Linked DNA regions of Mus musculus: all the other regions are linked to region 5. A link is a loop called in an ENCODE intact Hi-C map of the cell type or tissue named here. Cell type or tissue: left cerebral cortex. All regions are shown on one strand.

Region 1 (4,000 bases), 63 kb before region 5:
GAGGAGACCGACTTACAGACAAGATGCCATGTGAAGCTCTAAAGGCCATGCATGAACAGCAAGGTGACACAAATGGGGTCAGTGCCCACAAAGACTGTGTGGGAAGTTCTCATTTGTATGGAACAGACATAAACATTCTTGGAGATGCAGAGACTTCAGAAGGAAGTTCTCTGGTGTAATTTAGGGGAGAAATTTGAAGATGCTTCATTATTTTCTATAATTTTTACAAAAGTGATTGACAGATGTAAATAAAGCCTGTGAGCTCTAGGAAGTTGGCAGGAAGGAAGGTCAGTGAAAGAACTACTAGAGGAGGAGACTTGGCTAATCTGCTCATGGAAAGAACAAAATGATATAGGGTACTCGATAGTGAAGCAGATCTGAAGGTGTCTAGTGTGAGCATGAGTAATACCAGCGGGAATACACCAGTGGGAAGGAAGTTGGGAGGCATGTTATACAGGCTTGGCAGGCACCTTACAGGTTGAAGTAAGCAGCCTGAAGCAAATTCACACCTGGACCCAACCTTTCTAGAAAGAAGAGAGTTGTCATCTAACGGTGGCTACTTAGCTACCTGCTGTCTCTGGTACAGGAAACTGCATATGGTTTAATATTGAAAATAATTTATTTAAAGTACATTAAAACAATTTAACGGGTTTCAGTAATTTTGTTCCTAGAACTTGTATAATAACTTATAAGGTTTTCATTAATATTGGGTGCAGGGCTTGTATGTATGCATTTTACTAAAGCTGTTTTCATTTGGTAGAGTCAGAGAGGATAAAGTATATATGTGTACTTCATAAATGAGATGATTTATAAACCATTACATTAGACAAGTCTTGCTGGTGTACTTCTGTTTGTTTGTTTTTACAATTTTATTAGGTTCTTAACCTCTACTGCCTTTCCAACCGTTGTTGAACCCTAATCCCTTCCAAACCCCCAATAGTAGGTAGAGGACAAAGCTGAGAGGGGAAAGGGTGAATAGATCTATTTCAGCCAACAAAATAGACTACTTCCTATTGATTAGAGATATTGAATTTCTTGGGGCAAGTCCACCCTTCATCATCAGGATATCTTCACTTTTCTTTTTCTCATCTCTTTGCTCATGAACACTTGACTAACTGAAACAACAGCAAGCAGGGTCTTGTTGGAGCTCCAGAGAGACCCCAGAATTAAACTGTCTCACCAGTATTTGGGAGCCATCTTAGATCTAATGTCATATAATACAGATCAGGACTCTTTGTAGAGTCAGAACCTGTGATGCCTCGCTCTCCATCCCACTTTTTCCTTCACAAGTTGACCTCTTTATCCCTATGCCCCAAAATGAAGAACCTTTTGGTTTCTGAAGCAGGAGAGACAGAAGTCTGATCTTCAGCAGACAGGACTGTTTATTAACACACACAACTTGGGACAACCTCTCTCAGGCTACAAACTGAAGGAAGTGATGACTGTGATTCTTCATCAAGGAGGTGTGAGGGGCTTGGAAATGAGGAAACTGTTGTAGTCTACAACTGCCTCACCTACAATCTGTCTTTACAGAAATTGTGTGCCTGAGTCAAGACATACTATCACTTCTGGGATAACTGGTGACAGATCATCTCTAATATCATAGGAGTTGCTTAATGTTGTGACAGTGGTAGTAGATATGGAATCCTACCCGGTATCAAAACTATATGAACTATACATTTAGCAAGGAAAGTTTATTATTTGTTCCTGTCCAGTGGTACTGGAAAGTTCATACCAAGCATGGTGGCACATGCCTGTAATGTCAATACTTAGGAAACTGTAACAATGAGCTTCAAGTTTGAGGCAAGCCAGGGATACATAGGGAAATCCTATTTTAGTATGGAGAGAGAGAGAGAGAGAGAGAGAGAGAGAGAGAGAGAGCTCCTGTCACATTTTAGCAGGAAAAAATATGGTTTTTAAATGAATAAGAAACATTTCTGTAGAGCCGGGCGTGGTGGCACACACCTTTAATCCCAGCACTTGGGAGGCAGAGGCAGGCGGATTTCTGAGTTCGAGGCCAGCCTGGTCTACAAAGTGAGTTCCAGCAGCCAGGGCTACACAGAGAAACCCTGTCTTGAAAAAAAAAAGAAAAAATTCTGTATAGCAAAAAACCTGCTGTTAACATCTCTTCATGTTAAAAAGATAAACAGCAGGATTAAGTGTTTACTTTGAGCTCCCATGCCTGGCTGTTTTTCGAGAAAAGGGAACGCAGTGTCCTGTGTCTAGTTCCCAGCTGCAGGGAAGCAGCCCTCCTCCTGTCTTCTGGGGAGCTCCTCTCTCATCTGGGTCAAGCCTCTCCTGGCTCTTCCTGCTCCTGGGCCGCCCTTCTCTGTCTCTTGCTTTTTATGTTTATACTCCGTACTCCAGTTCCTTCTCCCTTGTTCTTGAGTTGATGCTTAGTAAAAGGTTCTGAAGTAGAGAATAAGATTTTGTAGATCCTCAGAGACTGCAGCCTCCGACAGTGACCTAGAATAGAACAGCCAGCCTGTCTTGATTCCGGGAATTCTTAGTGGACTGCTAAGAACTGCCCCGATCTCAGCGTAAACACCCACATGGTCACTTAATCTTCCTTCTTGGCAAATGTGCATGTGCTGACACACACGTCCGCAGTTTCCCTTGCTCCCTCTCTGTGGAGCAGTGAAATTGTACCACTGAATGAAAGAAAGAGAAGTTAGTTTAAAAGGAAGAGGGAGAGTTTGAAATTCTCAAAGGGATTAGCCTTTAAATACCCCTCTACAAATCTAACTTTTTTCCTTTGTCATTCATTTGATAGTTTTTGTTTTTTATTATATGTAATTTTTAAAGCGTTTTAAAGCTGCAATGAAGCTGATAAAGGCAAAAAATAAAAAGTTTTCAGGGTCTGGATATAGCTTTGACTGAATGCTTGATTTCTACACACGAGGCCCTGAGTTCAATCACCAGTGTATGTAAATGTGTGCACACATATACACATACACAGGAGGGAAAACATTTTTCAAAGGCAAACATTAACTATATAATAGACCTTTATATGTCTAGCATGTTAGACCTCTTATGTGTGTTCTTTTGTTTCTGAAAAGGATGATAAGGGTTCATAAATGTCACCTGCGTTCTCTTTGTTGTTGTGTTTCTTTTTGATTCGGTGTCTCACTGTGTATCACAGAGTAACTTTGGACTTGCTGTATATATCCCACAGTGGCTTCAAATCATGATCTCTGCCTTGGGCCTGGGATTAGAGGCTGATGCCATTGTGTCTACCACTGTGGCTGTCTCCTGATTGCGGAGGTTCTTCCTGGGTGGAACCGAGTGACTAGCTAGGACAGGGCCAATGTAGGTAATGCATTTCCAAGTTATTTTTGCTTTACCCTTAGCAAAACATTACATTACAAATAAAACCACAGTAGCTAAGGGGTGAGATTGCTGCCATAAAACCCGTCATCACAGGTTGGTTCAGGCAGAAGCTTTACGCTGCTATCATCTCTCTCCCTCTTTGCTTTCACATAAAGATTACCCTTCTATGAAGACAAATAAATGAATATCACTAGCAATTCAGATTGTCTAGATGGATGACAGAAAATAAGATTTTTGATTTGGGAAAAAGTATAAGAACTCAGGTGGTGGTAAGCAAGTTAAAGTTACCTGGATTGTGTGGGAGCCAGTGGAGTTGTGTTCATCAGCCACAGAGCACAAAGTTAAGTCTCTTTCCCAGGCCTTGCAGGCTTTTCTGTTCCACATGATAACAGCCAGAGACATGGGAACCTGTTTGGATAAGGGTGTTTGTTTTATGCCTCAGTACTATAAGAGTAGAATTTACTTATTAGAATGTTATTCCAAGCACAGAATGGTGAGCTGTCTGATAAAATAAGTCCAGTTCTGGAGCTCTTATTCTAACCATGAACATCTTACTACCTCCCTGTGAAACAGTTTTCTGTTGGTAATCTAAATTAATCATTACTAAAGATAGTATCCATCTCTCCTTCATGACAAGTGCTCACAAACAGTTCTGAGAGCTCCCGTGATG
Region 2 (4,000 bases), 1.2 Mb after region 5:
GTAATCTTGACTTGTTTCCCATAAAACTGACTCCTGAATCTCATGGGACCCTGGAAAGTTCATACCATCTCATTTTTCTCATTCTCTCATTTCCTGTACTTTCTAGAGTAGCTGACTAGGATGATTTGAGTCTTTCCCACAAGGCTTCCTGAATTCTTGGGGTATTTTTCCCTCCTGACTCCAGGCGGGCTGGCTTCTTCTCTTCTCTTCTCTTCTCTTCTCTTCTCTTCTCTTCTCTTCTCTTCTCTTCTCTTTTCCCTTTCCTTCCCTCCCCTCCCCTCCCCTTTCCTCTCTTCCCCTTCCCTCCCCTCCCCCTCCACTCCCTCTTCCCCTCCCTTTCTTTCTTTCTTTCTTTCTTTCTTTCTTTCTTTCTCTTTCTTTCTTCCTTTCTTCCTTCCTTCCTTTCTTTCCAGAGAAGACATGGTCATATTCTTTCAGCAGAGAAATGTCTTGGTTGGAATAGTTGGTATTTATACTATACACATGTAGGTCTTCACATATATAGAAAGATAGTGGATGGAAGCTGTCTGTTATGTTAAGAAAATGAAGTCAATCTATTTCCAAGTGAAATACCTAGGCCATGAAAAAATAGGATATCCCATATAGTGCTGGGCCCATCCCTAAAGTGAACCATAGTTCTTTGGAGGCACAGCACATGGCAGGATCATTAATACCTGTTGTGAAGAACGTGAATTGATGAAAAGTCATTGGGTTAGTCAGTAGTATCTGTACACTACTACAAAATACTATTAATTTTAAAATATGCTGGATAGGAACAAATTTTTATAATATTAACTGGAGCTTCGTTGACAGTGGTATAATTTCCTTTGTGGGTTTGTGCATGTTTATATATCTATATGAATTTAGACATATTTTCACTCCTTATTTTTAATTCAACTCAGTCTCTGAAAAAGTAAACTATCCCTTAAAATTATAGAAGTAACATTTCCTACACATACTAATTGACTTTACATTTAACTAGATAAATATTCTCTAGCATAAAAGGCAAATTTAGCAGAATCCTATGGCCATGCAGTATTCTGCTTATATACTTCGAATTGTATATTGAAGACTGTCGTTGCAATATGGAAAAAAATTACACACACACACACACACACACACACACACACACGAAAAGAGAGAAAGACAGAAAAAGAGATCATGTTTTCCCGTCGTTAAAGCTGGGCAGGTGTGTGTGCATGTGTGTGTGTGCGCATGCTTGCACCTATTGAATTTGGAATAAAAACAGTACCAATGAAAATGATGTCGGGATGCCATCCCCTGGTTAGGGATTTTTATCATTTCTTATGTATTCACTAGACAGACCCTTCCTTATCTACTAACTTTCTCTGTCTCTCAGAAGTGAGCAGGAATGCTACTCGTTGAGTAAATATCTGCACATTTGGTCAGCACTATTCGAGATATTTTAAATAGGAAGTCTTCTTTAACCTGAGAAAAAAATTTAATAGGGTGCTTTCTGCTACTCATCTGTATTTAACCTCTTTTTCCTCTTGTAGAATTTGAGTTTCCTTTCCTGCTGGGTAGAGACAATGTGAATAGTCCTTCACCTCGAGTTCACCTCTTTAGTGCTTGGTTTATACTTCTGCAGAGTAATAATGATGCTATCTATCCAATGAACAAGAAAGACTGGAAAATGTTATACCTGCCTGTATTTTATACACGGGCTCAGAGATACGTGGTTGCAAAGAGACACCTACTGGTCAGCTTTGGAAGTGATAGAGTTTTCTTTTCTTTTCTCTAACTTCTTGACAACATCTGCCACCTAGTGGAAAATAGGTTAACACGACTGTACATTAAACATCCTAATTTTTTAATCACTTCAATTTTAAATAAACTTAATTGTTTTAAATTTATTGGTATGTTCTTAACTTTAAAACTTACAATGTGACATTGCACCACAAGTTACAGTTACTTTATAAGTGAACATAGTTTTGGCATGATCAGACATTAGAAATATTTTTATTTTTAATTTTGAGTCAGCTTCTCACTATATAACCTCTGGCTGGCTTTGGATACTATGCACACATCCATCCCAAATCTAGAAGTGGATGAAGTAATAGACACAGAGTTGTTTTCAACCCTTATGCCTTTTCCAGCTTAGCTCGGCTCCAATACAGTGCTGTAATATAGAACCGGACAACACTCAGTTCTATAGGATCATATGATCATGGATAATGCTAAGAATAGCCTCTTTTTGAGTAAAGATTTACTTTTTAAAAAACTTTTGTATCTGCATGAAAGTATGTGCTCTTACGTACAGGTGTCGGTGGAGGTCAGAAGAGAGTGACAAGTTCTCTAGAGCTGGAGTTATAGAGATTTGTGAGTCACCCAACATGGATATTGGAGCAGAACTTAGGTCTTCTGTAAGAATAAAAAGTTCTGTAAGCAACTGATCCTTCTCTGCAGTCCCAGATGGTTAGTGTGAGCTTGCCAAGATACCACACATTTTTATATGCATTATTTCAGTGACCATCTCTCAAATTGTTAATCCTATAAAATATTGTTAATCCTATAAAATATTGTCCTTGTTTTTAGAAGAAAAAATAAAGTCACAAATTGTCTTTATCAAATTACACTGATATTAAACAGTGAGTATACTTTATTCATTCCTTGATATTTTCATAAATATATCTTCATCTTATTCACCCTCCATTTCTTCTCTCCAACTCATCCATAACACATCTCCTTCCTGACCTCATTTCCTTTTTGGTTTTCATTTATTTGTTCATGGTTTTTTTTTCTTTAAATCCATGGAGTTCAATTACTTCTACCCATTTGTGTGGCCATCCACTCGGGAATATGGAGCCAACTGGTTATTTCTAAAGAAAAGTGACTTTTGCTGTCCCTAGTAAAGATCATTTCTCCATAAACGCCTTCCATACTAAAATTTTAAGTGGCTTGGTCTTGTAGAGGTTTCATGCAGGTAACCATAGCTACTGTGGGGCATGTATGCTACTTTTTGTGTAAAAATTTACTTTTATTTGTTTTTATTTACTAGGAAGTAGTATGGTCTTTTGTACTATCTTCATCTTCTCAGAAATTTATATTTGTATACTTTCAATACACTTTACTAGAGGATTCTATGCCAAATCATATATGTGAGTTAAACAAATGAAGGATCAACAAGACAAAGAAAGACTCAGATTTTACCTTGAAAAAACAATGGCTAAAGATAATTTGTTACTAAACCTTTGGTTTCTTTACACTTTGTATTTTCTTACACTGAATGGCTTGAAGACATACATAGTTCATGTTGCAGGAAATAGTAAAAGAAAGTGGCATTTTCCTTCATTTCTCCGAGCTACTCTCAGCCCCTGAGGTCTTGCCAGCCAGTTTTTATCTTGTGGAGACTCTCTGACTCAGTGCTCCAAAATCTGTCTACCCAACTCACTCACTAAGTTCCCACTGGTGGGTTGTTATGGTGCGAGCTTTGTGCTTCAAAACCCCCATGGTGCACATCTGGCAAACCCATGCTTTGCCTCCATACCTTTCTCCCTTGAACCCAGCCAAATTGCCACATGAAGGAAAACACCACACAAACTTAGTTCAGAAACAATGATATCGCTGGGTGCAACAACTAGAATCCTGTAATCTTGTAAGCCATATTAAATCTGAATCCTCCGGTAGCAAATCCGCCATGATTTGCCATATAAGCTCAGAGATACTAGGACCTAAATCTTGTCCTCTCTCTATCCCAATCCAAAAAGCCCCTAACTCTCTCCTGCTTCCTCTCTTTCTCCATTCAACCTGGAAGTCCCTCCTACTTACCCAGTGATTGGTTCCTTTATTTATTTGGAGGAAGATTCACAAGAAGTCACCTGAGAATGTGACTCATTCCTTGTTCCAGATAGCCCCTTCTGGAAAACTAACATCGAAATAAACACATCACCAGAGCCATCCACAACAGGTTCATATGAAGCTCTTGAAGCAGGATCAGAAAGATGGATCACTGTGTAAAGGTTCTTGCTATCAAAGCAAA
Region 3 (4,000 bases), 220 kb before region 5:
TATGATGGAGAGTTTTTTCTGTTAACATTTTTTTTTTGTTACACACACAATATATGCACATATACATGAAGCAAATAAACCTAAATATGTATTTTATATATTATAATTTGATAAATACATTAAGTATTTAAAACCAACCCATTGTTTAAAAGTGATATAGAACTTTTCCTTTGGAACGATTTTGATTTTTTTCTACATGGGTTATATAAACTGGGTATCAAGACGTCAGTGATATTTGAAGAAACCTATCTTCCCATTAAATCTTTTTTTTAAACATTTTTTATTAGATATTTTCTTCATTTACAATTCAAATGCTATCCCAAAAGTCCCCTATAGCCTCCCCCTGCCCCCAGTAAATCTTTTACTCTCTATATCCTTCCATATAAGTTGTAGGTGTAGACTATGGTCTGGAACTACACAGTAGTTACAGCTTTCATTTGTATGTATATACCCAATGTGTTATATAATATGTTGGGTACTATAGACTCTTTTGCACAGTGTTCCCTCATTCAGTTTCCAGAGTAACTCTGTTGAAATGAATATCACTGTGTTTATTTTGCATGTGAGATTTACTTGGCCATATCTCAAATAATAGAAATATGCCCCAAATAACTTTGCTTGTTAGGGTCATTTGTGGTGGTCATCTAGACAGTTTTACTAACTGTCTAACTCATGTAAGATTTTCTTAAAGGAGTAATATTTAAGAGAAAGCAATAAAGGGCAGTCTGAATTTACTATTTAGGTCTATAAGGGAACAGATAACTTACTTTGCTAGCTTGCTTGTCATCATCTACTTGCGTAGGAAAACCTTACATCTAGGTTTTGGCACACTGTGGTATTTGGCTCTCATGGAGGGAAAATCATTCCACTGTGTCCTCACTTTTAAGGTACCTGTTAGAACTTGCTATACTTGTTTGGCCTTTGTGGGAGGCTGTATGCAGCATTCTGTCTGGTGGATATCTTTCCTTTGGTTTACTTGAGAGGCCTGCCAGATTCTGCCCATGGAGAGCAGAGTAATGGGTGTCAGACGATTGGGGAAAAAAACATATTTGCTTGAATCAAATTTCTCACTTGTCTTGTGTTTTTACTTCTATCATTTTTTTGTGGTAGTGGGTTACATTATTATACAATGAAACAAGACTGCCTTTACTTTCATTTGTGTATAATATTTAGTTTTTTTTATTGAACATTTTTAGAAGGAAAATCCAATGGATCTTTAAAAAACTTTTTATTGGTTCTTTCTGAGTTTCACATCATGCACTCCAACCCCACTCATCTCTCAGTCCCTTTGTACTTACCCTCTGCCCTTGTCACCTCCTCCTAAAGAAAAACAAAACAAAAATAAAATATAAACAAAAGAAAACAAAGTTTAGAAAACATCTTGTCATGGACACTGTAGTGTGTTACAGTGTGTCCCACAATATACACTTCTGTCCACATGTTTTTGCTTGCAGATGTTTATTTCATTGAATCATTGGTCTGCTTGGAGGCTATCAGTACTGGACACTATCAGTATTGGATCTTCACTGGCACTCCTCTTAGATATCTTGTTATTGCCCTGGGTTGTGAGTTCCTGCAGCTTTGGATCAGTAGGACTAGCTTATTCACACACTCTAGCAGTTCATCTATGAGGTAGATGCTGGAGTAGGCTAACTCAAAGCCCTGGATCTGGGCATTGGTGGTAGGTGACTTCCTCAGCTTGACAGCTCTCCTGCATCTGTACCACTAGGGGGAGCTGTCCAGCATTACTTGAGCGAGTTCACACAGTGCTGCCAATGACAAGGGGCAGAGTAAGCTCTTAGGTTCTCATGCCCCTGAACAGCTCATCTTCAACCATAGGACTAGAGACAGCTCTACTCTTGTGCTCCGTTCACCCATCTGCCTACCACATACTTATACTTTGTAGTGGCTCCCACTGCAGGAAGACCATGTTGCTGGTCTCTGGGTGTCTTCCTCTGCCCATGCCACTGGGGCCCCTCCCTGTTCCTAAGCTAACCTGTGTACAATAAACCATTTCTGTAAATAAATGCTTTGAGTTTCACATATAAGAAAAACAGCCTAAAATCTGAAATTAGAGTTCTGAAAAAATTTAGACAAGGGAATAGAAAGGAAAGACTTTATGTATGTTAACGATGTAATTTCTTTTCCTTTCTTTTTTTGTTTTGTTTTGTTTTGTTTTGAGACAGGGTTTCTCTGTGTATCCCTGGCTGTCCTGGAACTCACTTTGTAGACCAGGCTGGCCTCGAACTCAGAAATCCGCCTGCCTCTGCCACCCGAGTGCTGGGATTAAAGGCCTGCGTCACCACGCCCAGCAACGATGTAATATTTTAATGCTTCATGAAAGTCAGAAAATAGTAAAGAGAACTGAAGAAGATATGTTTATTTGTTATTACAGCAGGTTTGTGTGTGTTCGGGTCCTAAAAAAGTAATTTCTATTTATTTGCTATTTAGCTTCCTCTCGCGTTCTCTCTCTCTCTCTCTCTCTCTCTCTCTCTCTCTCTCTCTCTCTCTCTCTCCCTCTTCCTTTCTCTCTGCCTCTCTCTCCTCCTCCCTCCCTCCCCCACCCCCCCATTAATTATCTGTAGCTGTCCAGCAGCCATGGAGAACTGGGTACACTTGAAAGGAAGGCTGGGAATGAAATAGCACTGCGGGCGAGAAAAGAATGAAGCCAAGACAAAGATTTCTTATCATGGCTCAAAATTTCAGCTCTGAGTTTTTATAGGCAAAAGCCAAAAACCAATCCCTTTGTTTCAGCTGGATTCTGTTGCTTTGTTTCAGCTAGATTGAGTTGCAAAGTAAACTCAGTAAGTGGTCAGCTCCTTAAGGCTCCATAGGAAATGCAAATGTGGCAAGGCCAGGCCCTGACTCCAGCTGCATTGTTAAACCAGCTGAAGTTTGTTTAGCCTATTCAAGGCTGGGGGAAGGGCACAATTATTCCACATACCTTTCTTATTTCATAGCTTATATTTTCATCAAGTTGTGATCAGTGGCATATGATTGTAATCCTAGCATTTAGGATGCTGAGGCAGGAGTATCACAGATTAAAGGCAAGCCTGAGACACAGTGTTAGTTTGTGGTTAGCCTGGACTTAGAGGGATCCTCTCTTGGAAAACAACAGTAGCAGTAGCAGCAGCAACTGCAGCAGCAGCAACTGCAGCAGCAGCAGCAGCAACAGCAACAACAACAATAACAACAACAACAACAACAAGAACTAAAAAGGCAACAACTTAGCTTTCCCTCTCTCTTTTAGATATAATAAATTTACAGTGGTTTCCTAGTGACCCAATTTCCAGCAGTGTCAGGAGACACTGTATAACACCAGGTTTCCTTAAGGCTAAAATTTTTAATCATCCTCATAGCAATAGTGTGAATAGAAGATTAAGATGTAAAGTCATATTGTCGTTCCCTGTAAATTGTTTTAAGCATGGAATGGCATTGGCATATCTAGTTAGAATTTGTTTCTCAACTCAAGATTATTTACCTGATCATTGTGATACTTCCAAAGGAATTTGCGTGAGTGTGTGTGTGTGTGTGTGTGTGTGCGCGCGCGCGCGCGCACACACGCGTGCGCAATTGCAATTTATTTGCATAAAATGTGTTTCTTGTTGTGTCTTTAGTCTTGATGATATTTACACTTAGGAATTTAGGATATGAGATTTGTATATATGCACATCCCACTAAGTTTTAAAATAGCACATAATTACAATATTTTGTGAGGTCTTTGGATAGAGATAATTGGTATTAACATTTTTTACTTCTGTTTTTTTCCTTTTTTTAATTAGATATTTTCTTTATTTACATTTCAAATGTCATCCCCTTTAATGGTTTCCCCTCTGAAAATCCCCTATCCCATCCCTCTCCCCCTGCTCACCAACCCAACCGCTCCCGTTTCCCTTTCCTGGCATTCCCTTACACTGGGGCATTGAACCTTCACAAGACCAAGTCTCTCCTCCCATTGATGTCCAACAGGGCCACCCACCCTCTGTTACGTATGCAGCTG
Region 4 (4,000 bases), 130 kb before region 5:
TTTGGAAGAGAGACCCTCAAATGGCAAAATTCTCCAGCTCGATTGACCTATTGAGAAGTCTGAAGGACATTTTTTCGATTGATGAATGATATGGGCGTTTTGAGCTCATTGTGGGCAGTTCCACCCCTTGACAGATGGTCCTTGATGGTTTAAGAAAGCAGCCTGAGCAAACTATGGTGAGAAGGCCAGTAAACAGTGTTCCTCCATGGCCTGTGCATCACCTCCTGCATCATTGTTCCTACCTTGAGTTCCTGGCCAGACTTTCCTGAATGATGAACTTGAAGCTGTAAGATGAATTAAAGTCTTTCCTTCATAATTTGTGTTTGGTTATGACATTTTAATCACAGCAATGGAAACTCTAACTAAGATAGTATGTAAATATTAAAATTGTAATATCCTTTTGGTAGATTTTTCTTTTATGAGTATATGTACCTCCCTATCTCTTCTGATGAGTTTTGGGTTGAGGTCCATCTTGTCAACTATTAAGATAGCTAGACCTTAAATTTCCATCCTTCTAACCTAAGGTGGTATCTGTCTGTTAATATGATATATTTCTTAGAGGTAGCAAAAACAAACAAAGCTATAAGATACACAATGTTTATAAAAGTACTGTCAAGTCCATTTTATATTGGCCACTTACTGCTGAGGTTGTACAGATTTTAGGACACATACATAACTGAAAAGAGATCAAGAAGGATACAAATAGGAAATAAAGAAATCAAAGTGTTCTTATGCACAAATTTTATGATTTTATGCATAAAACACACTAAAAATTCCATCAGGGAACTTTTACATCTGATAAACACTTTCAGTAAAGTAGCAGGATGCAAAAATTAACTCAGAAAAATTAGGAGTCTTTGTATATACAAATGACAAACTAGCTGTGAAATAAATCAGAAAAAAGCACCTTTTAACAATGACCTCAAAAATGTGCATGTATGAGAGCGTGTGTGTGTGTGTGTGTGTGTGTGTGTGTGTTTGTGTGTGTGTGGAGAGAGAGAGAGAGAGAGAGAGAGAGAGAGAGAGAGAGAGAGAGAGAGACCGACCTTAGGTAACTATAACCGAGCAAGTGAAAGACTTGAATAATAAAAACTCTTTGCATTAAAGAAAGAAATGGGTAAAGACCTCAGAAAATTGAAAAATCTCCCGTGCTAATGAATTTGTAAATTAATATTATGAACATGGCCATCCTGCTAAACATAATTTATTTTCAAAAGTCCATATCAAAATGCCAGCATAATTCTTAACAGAAATTGAAGCAATGTTTCTTTTTTTTTTTTAATTTTATTTGATAGACAAGCTATTTTTTGCTTCATGTGAAAACATAAAAACTCAGGATAGGTAAAAACACTACTGCATAATTAAAGTAATTGCTGAACATAACACTATCTAAGGTTTCAAGTCAAAAAATAAAAGCAGCTTAGTTCTGACATAAAAACAGACCCATTGATCAATGGAATCAAATTGAACACACAAACATAATTTCACATGCTTATGGACACCTGAGTTTTGACAAAGAAGCCAAGAATACACATTAGAGAGAAGAGAATCTTCAACAAATGGAACAAATGGTGCTGGTAGAATTGAATAGTTGCATGTGCAGGAATTCAGATAGATTCATTCTCTCTCTCTCTCTCTCTCTCTCTCTCTCTCTCTCTCTCTCTCTCTCTCTCTCTCTTTCTCATGTGTGTGTATGTGTGTATCACCATATCACCCTGACAAAAACTCAACATCAAGTAGATGAAAGCCCTCAACGTCAGACCCCTAATTTGATAGAAAAGAAGTAGTTCAATAATGTCAGACTCATTGGCACAGGAAAAGTCTTTCTGAGAAGGAAAACAATAGCACATCACTAAAACTGGTAGTTAATAAATGGGACCTAAAGAAGCTGCAAATCTTTTTTTTTTAATTTAATTTTATTTTTTACACTCCATATTCCATTCCCCGCCCCCTATCCACCCTCCATCTGCTCCTCATCCCACACCTCCTCCCCACCCCACCCCACCTCCACATCGAAGCCCAAACACCCCACCCCACCTGACCTCTAAACTCCTTGGGGCCTCCAGTCTCTTGAGGGTTAGGTGTATCATCTCTGAATGAATACAGACCCAGAAGTCCCCTACTGTATGTGTGTTGGGGGCCTCATATCAGCTGGTGTATGCTGTCTGTTTGGTGGTCCAGTGTTTGAGACATATCAGGGGTCCAGATTAATTGAGACTGCTGATACTTCTACAAGATTCCCCTTCTCCTCAGCTTTCTTAAGCCTTCTCTAATTCAACAACAGGGGTCAGCTGAAGCAGCTGCAAATCTTATGTGTGTCAAAGGACATCATCATTTGCACAAAGTGACAGGCTATAGAATATAAAAAGATCTTCATTTTTTACACATCTGATACGGTTAATATCCAAAATATATAAAGAATAAAAATAACTGAACATCAAGAAAGTAAATAAGTGCTTCCATTGTGCTTCTGCACCCAGGAGATGGGGCTGTTCTACAGCCCTCTGAGCACAGGTACAGCCAGAGGAAAGCTGGTCTCCAAGTAGTGTTCTGACACCCAGGCTCAGAGGTGAGATCTCCAAATTTTTTTTCCAGTGATTGTCTAAGGTGGGACCAGCCAGAAGTACACAGGACACAGGAGCAGTGGATCAGCTAGGACAGGGTCCTTCCAGTTGCCATCTGCATCCAGGAGCTTGGACTGTTCCACAGACCTCTGTCTTAAGGGTCCTACCAGGGGAGAGCTGGTCTCCCAGGAGGGCTGACTCCCAGGCGGGCTTACAGGTCCACAAGTGGGACAAGCTCAAGGCAGAGAAAGAAAAACCAAATAACACCAGAGATAACCAGATGGCAAAAGGCAAGCACAAGAAACTTAACAACAGAAACCAAGACTACGTGGCATCATCAGAACCCAATTCCCATAACACAGCAAGTTGTGGATACCCCAACACACTGGAAAAGCAAGATTTAGATTTAAAATCACATCTCATGAGGACTTTAAGAAGGACAGAAATAACACCCTTAAAGAAATAGTGGAGAACACAGGAAAACAGGTAGAAGCCTTTGAAGAGGAAACACAATAATTCCTTAAAGAATTACAGGAAAACACAATCAAGCAGGTGAAGGAAATTGAACAAAGCCATCCAGGATCTAAAAATGGAAGTAGAAACAATAAAGATATCACAAAGGGAGACAAGCCTGGAGTTAGAAAATCCAGGAAAAAAATCAGGAATCATAGATGCAAGAATCACTAGCAGAATACAAGAGATAGAAGAGAGAATCTTGGGGGCAGAAGATACCGTAAGACATTGGCACAACAGTCAGAGAAAATGCAAAATGCAAAAAGCTCCTAACCCAAAACATCCAGGAAATCCAGGACACAATGAGAAGACCAAATGTAAAGATAATAGGTATAGACAAGAAGGAAGATTTCCAACTTAAAGGGCCAGAAAATATCTTCAACTTCCCTAACCTAAAGAAAGAGATGCCCATGAACATACCAGAAGACTGCAGAGCTCCAAATAGACTGGATCAGAACAGAAATTCCTTCCGACACATAATAATCAAAAAACCAAATGCAAAAAACAAAGAAAGAATATTAAAAGCAGTAAGGGAAAAAGGTCAAGTAACATATAAAGTTATACTTCTCAGAATTACACCAGACTTCTCGCCAGAGCCTATGAAAGCCAGGAGATCCTGGGCAGATGTCATACAGACCCAAAGAGAACACAAATGCCAGCCCAGGGTACTATATACAGCAAAGCTCTCAATTACTATAGATAGAGAAACCAAGGTATTCCATGACAAAACCAAATTTACACAATATCTTTCCACACATCCAGCCCTTCAAAGGATAATAAATGGAAAACTCCAAAATAAAAAGGAAGGAAATTACACCCTAGCAAAAGCAAGAAAATAATATTCTTTTAACAAACCAGAAAGAAGATAGCTACATAAACACAATTCCACATGCAACAACAAAAATAATAGAAAATAACAATCA
Region 5 (4,000 bases):
GCTACCATTATAAAAAATAATTTAAGGGGAAAGATTAATATAGCTTCTCTCGCAGTCCAGTGCCCAAGCTGCAGCTTCCTGTCGCTCGCAGGTCCCAAAGAAACTAGCGATTCGGGCGGCGTCTGCTCCCCGCTGTCGGGGTCTGAGGTATAGGTCGTTCAGAGTCTCAAAGGCCCACGCCGCGCGTTACCGGCAGTCGGCGCCGGTGGGCGGCAGGAAAGGCGGGCTGGGCAGTTTTTTGAAGAACTGCCGGAGGCCAGCCAGGTCCCGGGTGAGCTGCTCCACGCGCTGATGCAGCTTCTCGTTCTCGGCCGACAACTCCACCAGCTTCTGCTGCATCTCCTGGTTGCGGCGCTTGGCCTTGTCGCGGCTCTTGCGCACAGCGATGTTGTTGCGCTCGCGCCGCTGCCGGTACTCCGGGCTGCCGCGGTCCGGACCCCTCTTGCCCGCGCCCTTTTCTCGGACTGTGCCGGGCGCGAGGCTCGGCCCCGGGCTGCCTCGAGGAGGCTCCGGCGAAGTGGGTGGAGTGGGCTGAGCCGCGGCCGCCAAGCTCACCACTGTCTGCGCGCACACCGCCACTTGCGCCGGCAGCAGGGAGCCCGGCGCGTCGCCGTCGCCCCAGTCGGGTTCGCGCTTGAGCGGCCCCCTAGCGACAGACCCCACACCCGGGGGTCGCGTAGGGCCGCCCTGCAGCAGCTCCAGGCCGCCCGCGCCGGCCGCTTTGTGGTTGCTGTTGAAGAGGTCGGCGAAGAGTTCGTCGTGGCACAGCTCTAGGGTGGGCACGGCGGCCATGGAGTCAATGTAGGCGCTGAAGTCGATGGCGCTCTCGTCGTCGTACATGGCAGGAGTCGTGGAGCCCAGCTCCCCCAGATCCCCTGGCTCGGGCCCTCGGCCGGGCTTGTCCACCCTGCCTGGCTCGTAGAAGGCCGCGGGTTCTGTGGGCCAGGGTGTGCCGCGCACCGGGCTGTCCAGGCTGAAAAGCGCGGCGCTCATGGCGGCGTCGGCCGGACCTGGCGTCCAAGTTGGGCTGTCACCTCGCCGGGCCGGACCGCCGCCTTTTCTAGCCCCAGCTGACGCGCACGCCCCGCCCCGGCCCCAGTGGGTCGGAGACCGGAGCGGGGAGGGACTGGGGTGCTGCTGGGAACGACCCGCCCTCTGCCCGCACTCCTTGCCTTCCCTCCTTCCTGTTTGTGCGGTTTGGACCTACTTAGCCGTCCAAGCCTGGAGCGAAATGAAAATCTGGATTTGGCCCCGACACGCGCAAAGCAGGACGCCTTCAGACATAGCAAAGGCGGAACAGGGATCAAGGCTCCGCAGCTCGAGTCCTGGCACCTCCGCCACGAGACCAGAACTAGTGAACCGTGGTTCGCGGACCCGGGCCTCAGCCTCCGGCGGTCCAGAGTGAGCGCAGCCAGTGGGAGCCTCCTGAAATTCGAACCCTCTCCAGCTACACCTCTCGGAGTGCCCAGGCCCAGCTGCCGTCGAGGTTAGGTTCAGCAACAGAGCCTGATAGACGGACAGATCAACCGGGCTCCCCGCTGACCACAAAGCCAACGGAAGAGTGATGGCCACCCTAACCGCGGTGCGTTTCTCCGCACCTGACAGCGGATCTTGGGTGCTCTGGCATTTCTTCTTGGTTATTAAAGCTGTGCCACCTGGTGGTAGCATAGCATCTTGCTGTTTCTTTTTCTTGCAAATTGTACCCAAAAGGGATATTATTCTGAAATTGTGGCTTGCTGAGAGAAAGCTAAGATTTACATCAGTACTCACAAAGAGGTGTTAAGTTGCCAGCTCTTCAAAATTCGTGAAAAGATGAAGAGAAATTTCAACCCCAGCTACTCAAACCTGATAGGCTAGGTGGGTAGTTGAACCCCAGGAGTTCAAGTGCCTGATGGCCTGTCTCAAGCAAAAGTCAAGAAAATCATCTGTCCAAATTCAGATGTGTCCCTCATATCCCTCCCCTAATTCATTCCGATTCACCAGGTGTTCTGACAACAAACATCAGCTGATTTACACAGAGCAGCCTAGCTCCTACCTTCAGTTCCTGAGGAAAATCCTAATGAGGGGCTGTGGAATATTTAATGGCTTTTTTTGGAAAAAAAAGGTAAACACAGCCTTGGAATTTCATAATGATCAGTGATGTTTATAAATGGCATATGATGTTGCTATTGTAACTAATTGCCTCTGGGGTTAAAGCCAGCGCACATGTGATATGCATGCACAGGAAAACCCTAGGAGACGTTCGTGGTTCTTAGCCCTGGATGCCATAGAAGCATGATTAGAGAACACGTGTTTATCCCTCAGAGAGACCACATTCCGAGGCTGTTTTCAGTGAGACAACATGCTTGTTTTGATACCTGGGTCCACTCACTACGTTTATGAAAAGTTGTGTTTACAAGACAGCGGGGCCAATTAGAATGTCTCAGAAGGACAGGCTACCGTGGCCACTATTGGGCCGCACCTGAAAGCTCTGTGTATTCAGAAACCCGCCAACCAGTGCGTACTTTTCAATTTTCCAGAAATGGAGAAAGGCAACATGACAGAACAACAAAGCATGAATATAGTGTGACATTTGAGAGCTGTTAAAGTTTAGCCCCTGTGACAGTCATTTGTGATCCTTTCATGACTGTTCCCACACACTGTGCCAATCTCAAGGACCTTTCCTAGCACCGTGGGTGGCAACAAAATGACTTAACCATGTAGGCCTAAAAGCAGCCACCAATAGAGAAAGTGTTCAAGCTCAACATAAAAATTAAACTAATTATATAAAATAATTTCCTAAACTATAAATTGAGTTAATCTATAATTTTATAGATGAAATGTACTCAAGATGAATGTGAACACTTCCCATGCCTTATTCCTGTGAGAAATACATCATTTTTAGCTCTTCTCAGCACACCTGCCAAAAGCCTTCTGGCTAGAATCCTTGAGACCCTCTCCTTGTCCTCAGCAATGTCACATATGGAACATATTGGAGGTTCCAATGACACCCAGTCTATGTGGACATTCTGGAAACCTTGGTATTTAAAAGTTCAGGAGCCTAGCAGTGTTGATATGTCTTAGAGTCACAGAGCACTGTCAGACTTGGAAGATCAGTCTGGTCACACCAACCAATCTCCCTGAGGTCCTGCTTGTGCATTTCACTCCATACAAGAACAGTTCTCTAGATGGGATACTCAAATATGTATAAATACTCTAAAAACATTTCCTGATAGCTCTAGGTAAAATGAAATATGAAATCAAGCTTGAAGAGAAGTAAAACTTCCTAGCATTCAAGAAGTGAAGGCAGGAGGATTATGGATTTGAAGCCAGCTTGAGCTACATATTGAGGCTATATATCAAGAAAAGAACGTTGTAATAAATGGCGGTTCGAATGAGAATGGTCCCAGAGGCTCATATGTTTGAATTCTTAATCCCCAGTTGGTGGAACTGTTTGGGGACTATTAAGAGGTGTGGCTTTGTTAGAAGGGGTGCATCACTACAGGCTAGCTTTGAGGTTTCAAAAGGCTGGGACCATTCCCAACATCTCTCCCTGTCTCCTACTTGCAGTTTAAGATGTGAGCTTTCAGCTATTCTTGCTGACATGCTTTTGCTCAATCATCGTGAACTTTAACCATTTGGAACCATACAGCCAATCATACTGTTTCTTTTGTAAGTTGCTTTGGTCAGACTGCTGCCAAGAAAGCAGGTGGGCTGACTGCACATCTTTCCCTCTCCTTCTGCTCCTCCAGATCCAATTCCCCAGTCCCACCCCCAGCTCAGCAGTAGAGCACCTGGTGCTGTCTCCCTTTTGTCTGTGACCTCATCCCCCATGGATCACAAAGATCTTCTCTTCCAAACTTCCAACTTATCCCATTATCCCACCTTCCAACAGCAGCAAGCATCCCCTCTAAACACAGAAGCTGAACAGACCAGGGAGTCAGGTAAGCTTACTGAAGACTTTCACCACTTCCTCTCCAAACTCAGTGCCCTAGCTACGTCCCTATTTCTGTCACAGAAC
Region 6 (4,000 bases), 260 kb before region 5:
GTCTTTCTGTCTCTTTTACCTATGTCCAGGAGCCTTGAGGGGATGAGTTTGATAAAAGCATTCTATATAGGGTTGAGTGCTCCAAAGTCTCTCACTCTCTGGACATTATCCATTCTCTGTGTTAATTAACATATATGAAGTCAAACTTCTTTGATGAGAGTTCAAGAACTCACATTTTAAATCCTAAGCAGAAAGTAGAAAGAGTGGCTCAAAATGGCATGGGTCTTTAAAGTTTTAAAGTCTGCCCCCAGGGGGCATACCTCTACTAACAAAGCAACATCTCTTAAAACTCCCCAACAGAATGTACCACCAACCAGAGGCCAAGTATTCAAATGCCTTAGACTGTGGTGAATATCTCATTCAGGCCACCACAATGTGCTGTTAAAAATAAAGATTTTTTTTTTGTGTGTGTTTTATTATGACAGTTGTTTATTGTTTTTCTCTGTGTCTGGTTTCTAATTAGAAAAAATAGTCTTAAAAGACATTAAAAGTTTATTTAAAAATTATCTATGTCAATGTGTCTAAGTTTTGTATAACATCTAGATCTTTTTTTTTTTTTTTTTTTTCAAGACAGGTTTTCTCTGTATAGCCCTGGCTGTCCTGGAACTCACTCTGTAGACCAGGCTCGCCATGAATTCAGAAATCCACCTGCCTCTGCCTCTCAAGTGCTGGGATTAAAGGCATGCGCCACCACTGCCCGGCAACATCTAGATTTTAAAGCACAATTTATGCTTCAATACTTTTTAAACTGACATTCAACAACCATAATTAGAGACTAAAGCCAGTGAGGGTACAATCACTCAAAGGACAGCCAATATTTTCACCCTTGTTTTTAGGCTTAGTTCTAGGGAATGATGGAACAGCTCTCAAAGCATTCTACAGCTTAGATGAGATACTTATCTTCTTGACCATATAGACCATGGATACCTCCGAGGCTAAATGTTAGCCAGCATATATTGTGCAAATAGGAAGTGCTGATTCTAGAGTCAGCAGAACCAGGCACTCCAGGTGAGGGGTGTTGCTCCCTTTACTGGTTTTCTATTCCAAATAGCTTATGCAGGGACAAAGCAGCAATGATAAACATACACTTTCTCCAGATGTGCTCACAAGTCTCATGGCCAAATGGAAACTGTATGCATAATGTCCTTAAATGTGATAAGCTAGGGGGAAAACCTCATCTTGCCATGGCATTACTTGGGCAAGTGGAGGGAGGCATTGCTCCCTGAAGAGTATACAAAAATCTAAAGGAGAAGAATTCATAAGGAGGATAATGTAGGAAAGTCTATGTCATATTCAGGCTCCAAGTTCTATGTATGTAAATGCATTCAGATAGATTCATCTAAACTCATCAGTATTGATAACCTTCAATCATGCTTTGGTTTGTTGCATTATTTTTCATCTGATACTGTTGGCACTCAAACGACTAAGCTTTACACTCTCTTCCTTTTAATGCATTTCACCATCATCATTTTTCTTGAAGTTGTTCTTTTCTATCTCACTAAATTGTGTTGAAAAAAGATTTAATTTATTTTTATTTTATATTTATGGTTGTTTTTCCTGCTTCTATGTCTGTGTACCAACCATATGCATTCATTGTTCACAGAGTCCAGAAGAGGGCAGTGGATCACATGGAACTGAAATTGAAGTTATTGGCAACCAAACCTGGGTCTTCTGCAAGAGCAACAATTGCTCTTAACCTCTAAGTCATCTCTCTAGCCCCATTTGCCATATTCTTAATATATAGCTATCAGCATTAAAAAAAAAAACACACACACACACACACACAACCATAGCCCTGAGAACAAACTATAAAGAATGACTATCCTGAAATGCACACAGCCATGGCTTTCATGGATCTCTCCTTGATTGGATTATCAATTTACATAATCATCTTATTCTTGCTTAAGCCTAGCATTTCAATCTTGTAAAATTTGTGTCACCTAGGACATGCAACCATTTCAAACTAAACTCTCTGTGGTGCAGGATTCCAACTATTTCCTTCTATAGAAAATACATAGTCTCTTTCCCAATCAACAGATAAGGTTGGGAGTTTTGTGGTCCTTTTTAGGTAGGTCTGCGCCTCTCAGCCTGGAATTGGCTGTAGAGGATTCATTGATCATAATTGTGCTTGCCAAAAAGACATTTGGGATCCCAGCTCTCAGGAAGGAATTATGGCAGGAGAGAACAGACTAGAGAAAATTATATCAATATTAATATATAAAAGAAATCAATAAGCAGAGAATGGCAAGAAGCCACCCCCAACCTGGTATTCATTCAACAAATGGAATATATTCATTGAAAGCCCAAACTTGTATGAATATTGTACATAACCCATAAAAAGTGATAGGCCTCTGACCCAGTGTATCTGGAACACACTTGTTTGTTTGTTTGTTTGTAGCTCACTCTCATTCTTGGGAGTGTTTCAAATTTTTACATAGACTATATCTGTATTTCTAATCACAGAGCCATGGTCCAATTCATTGCAGTAGGACACAAGAACCTATATACTTCAGCAGGCATTCCTGGAACACTCCAGTAGACCTCACATCTATATCTATAAAAGTTTGGATAGAAATATTCAGGGAAGGTGAGAGTTATAAGAGGAAGTGACAAGCTAGCATTGTATTAGTGCTGCAGAAGGACTACAAACCAATAGCAAAACCACATATTCTAGAAAGACTAAGAAAACTATTCCAAGAGAAAACTAAACTTGGTGTTTCCTTTCACGTAGCCTAAGACAGCCTTGAATTCACTACTTTTGGGAATTTGGGAAAATTGTAATTCTCTAAAATATCAGCCCATGGGAAAAGAAGGGCAGGATTTTTTTTTTTTTTTGCAACTCGGACTTTAAAAACAAACAAACAACAACAAAACAAATATTATTTTGCCATGTGCGGTAGTGCACAGCAGTAATCTCAGCACTCAGGAGGCAGAGACAGGAAAATCTCTGAGTTGAGGCTAGCCTGGTCTACACTGTAAGTTCTAGGATAGTCAGGGCTAAGTAGTGAGAGACCCTGTCTCAACAAACACAAACAAACAAGCTAACCAGTGGAAGAAACAAACAGAAACCCAAAGCAGACAGAAAACCCCACTGTCTTGTGTTACGTCAGTAAGCCAGTCATTTTGTCCTTTTTTCTCCTATGCTGTAGTCCCCCTTTGCAGAATGGCATATCAAAAACTGCTCCACTTGCAGTAGTATTTTTAATTCATTAAGGGCCTTGTTTCCCACTCTGCCTATCTTTCAGTTAGAGAATAAAGTCACCACCCAGGCTCTAAGCTCCTCTTCTGTACACATCTGTAAATACAACTTTCTGAGAATCCTTTCCATTGTCCACTCCAAGTTTTCAACAATATAGTTTATTTAATATTTTCTTCAATATATATCTTTATAGAATATGCCTCCGCTAATCTAGTTTCTACTTAAGTCCCATGCAAACACATTCTTGACAAGGACTTATTTAGTGTTTTTTTCGACACTAGAAACCCTGTTAATCCAGTTTCCACTCAAGTAGCAGCTCTCTGTCCTGCTGGTTTGAACATACATAGACAACTATGTCCTAGCGCTTTAAAACATCCAAGGAACGGCTTCATCTTCCACATTAAAATGTTCCCTGAACCAGCATCTAGAAATTTAAGAATGTAAGCTCTCTGGCTTTTCCCAGATCTATAGTATGTGAAACCTACTTTATAACAAATCCAACTAGTGTTCCTATAGTTTTTTTTTTTAAATAGGAAATCTTTGCTCTTGATATTTATGAATTTTATATTTAAGAATTCCTCATTAGTTAGAGAAGTACTATTCCTTTTCCTGGCTTACTTATGTTTTATTACTAATTAACAATAATTATTGAATTCTAGTTTACGGCTGCCAAGCCAACGACCACCATATCCCAGAACTCACTTGGCTCACCTCCCACCCTTACTTGTGTTACATCATTTTCCATATAAATAAGGAGAACACCCCCTCCTCGCTCTCTTCTCTTCTCTCTCTGCCACTCCC

Evidence for each region. A loop is a pair of places that touch in the nucleus more often than their neighbours do. Peaks named below come from ENCODE experiments on the same cell type or tissue, not always from the same donor. Only the 100,000 strongest peaks of a DNase experiment are listed, where the experiment ranks them.
Region 1: a loop joins it to region 5, with 2.8 times the contacts of the local background. A loop is called at or near these places in 9 of 42 quality-filtered maps.
Region 2: a loop joins it to region 5, with 3 times the contacts of the local background. A loop is called at or near these places in 12 of 42 quality-filtered maps.
Region 3: a loop joins it to region 5, with 10 times the contacts of the local background. A loop is called at or near these places in 37 of 42 quality-filtered maps.
Region 4: it touches region 5 in a loop (7-fold over the local background); 10 of 42 quality-filtered maps call a loop at or near these places.
Region 6: a loop joins it to region 5, with 3 times the contacts of the local background. A loop is called at or near these places in 14 of 42 quality-filtered maps.

The regions. Positions count from the first base shown.
Region 1 is chr16:15,946,933-15,950,932 of GRCm38, reverse strand. The region is part of intron 10 of Spidr (scaffolding protein involved in DNA repair); the gene reads left to right. Among named protein-coding and RNA genes, the nearest start is that of Cebpd, 62 kb to the right of the region's middle. In left cerebral cortex, no CTCF peak of the experiment used is centred here; DNase peaks (open chromatin) are centred at 391, 2,310 and 2,476; H3K27ac peaks cover 619 bases.
Region 2 is chr16:14,699,281-14,703,280 of GRCm38, reverse strand. No RefSeq gene overlaps it. Among named protein-coding and RNA genes, the nearest start is that of Snai2, 4.6 kb to the left of the region's middle. In left cerebral cortex, a CTCF peak has its summit at 1,733 (motif pointing left); a DNase peak (open chromatin) is centred at 1,727.
Region 3 is chr16:16,102,196-16,106,195 of GRCm38, reverse strand. The region is part of intron 5 of Spidr (scaffolding protein involved in DNA repair); the gene reads left to right. Among named protein-coding and RNA genes, the nearest start is that of Spidr, 43 kb to the left of the region's middle. In left cerebral cortex, a CTCF peak has its summit at 1,716 (motif pointing right); a DNase peak (open chromatin) is centred at 1,728.
Region 4 is chr16:16,015,983-16,019,982 of GRCm38, reverse strand. All of the region lies in intron 8 of Spidr (scaffolding protein involved in DNA repair), which reads left to right. Among named protein-coding and RNA genes, the nearest start is that of Spidr, 130 kb to the left of the region's middle. In left cerebral cortex, a CTCF peak has its summit at 2,469; no DNase peak of the experiment used is centred here.
Region 5 is chr16:15,884,318-15,888,317 of GRCm38, reverse strand. Cebpd (CCAAT/enhancer binding protein (C/EBP), delta) reads right to left here and starts at 1,032. Exons shown (of 1, transcript NM_007679.4): 1 at 1-1,032. The coding sequence starts at 993. The coding sequence ends at 187. In left cerebral cortex, CTCF peaks have their summits at 191, 735 and 1,651 (motif pointing left); DNase peaks (open chromatin) are centred at 301, 575, 1,093 and 1,645; H3K4me3 peaks cover 1,735 bases; H3K27ac peaks cover 1,617 bases.
Region 6 is chr16:16,147,150-16,151,149 of GRCm38, reverse strand. No RefSeq gene overlaps it. Among named protein-coding and RNA genes, the nearest start is that of Spidr, 2.3 kb to the right of the region's middle. In left cerebral cortex, CTCF peaks have their summits at 249 (motif pointing right) and 1,607 (motif pointing right); no DNase peak of the experiment used is centred here; H3K4me3 peaks cover 46 bases.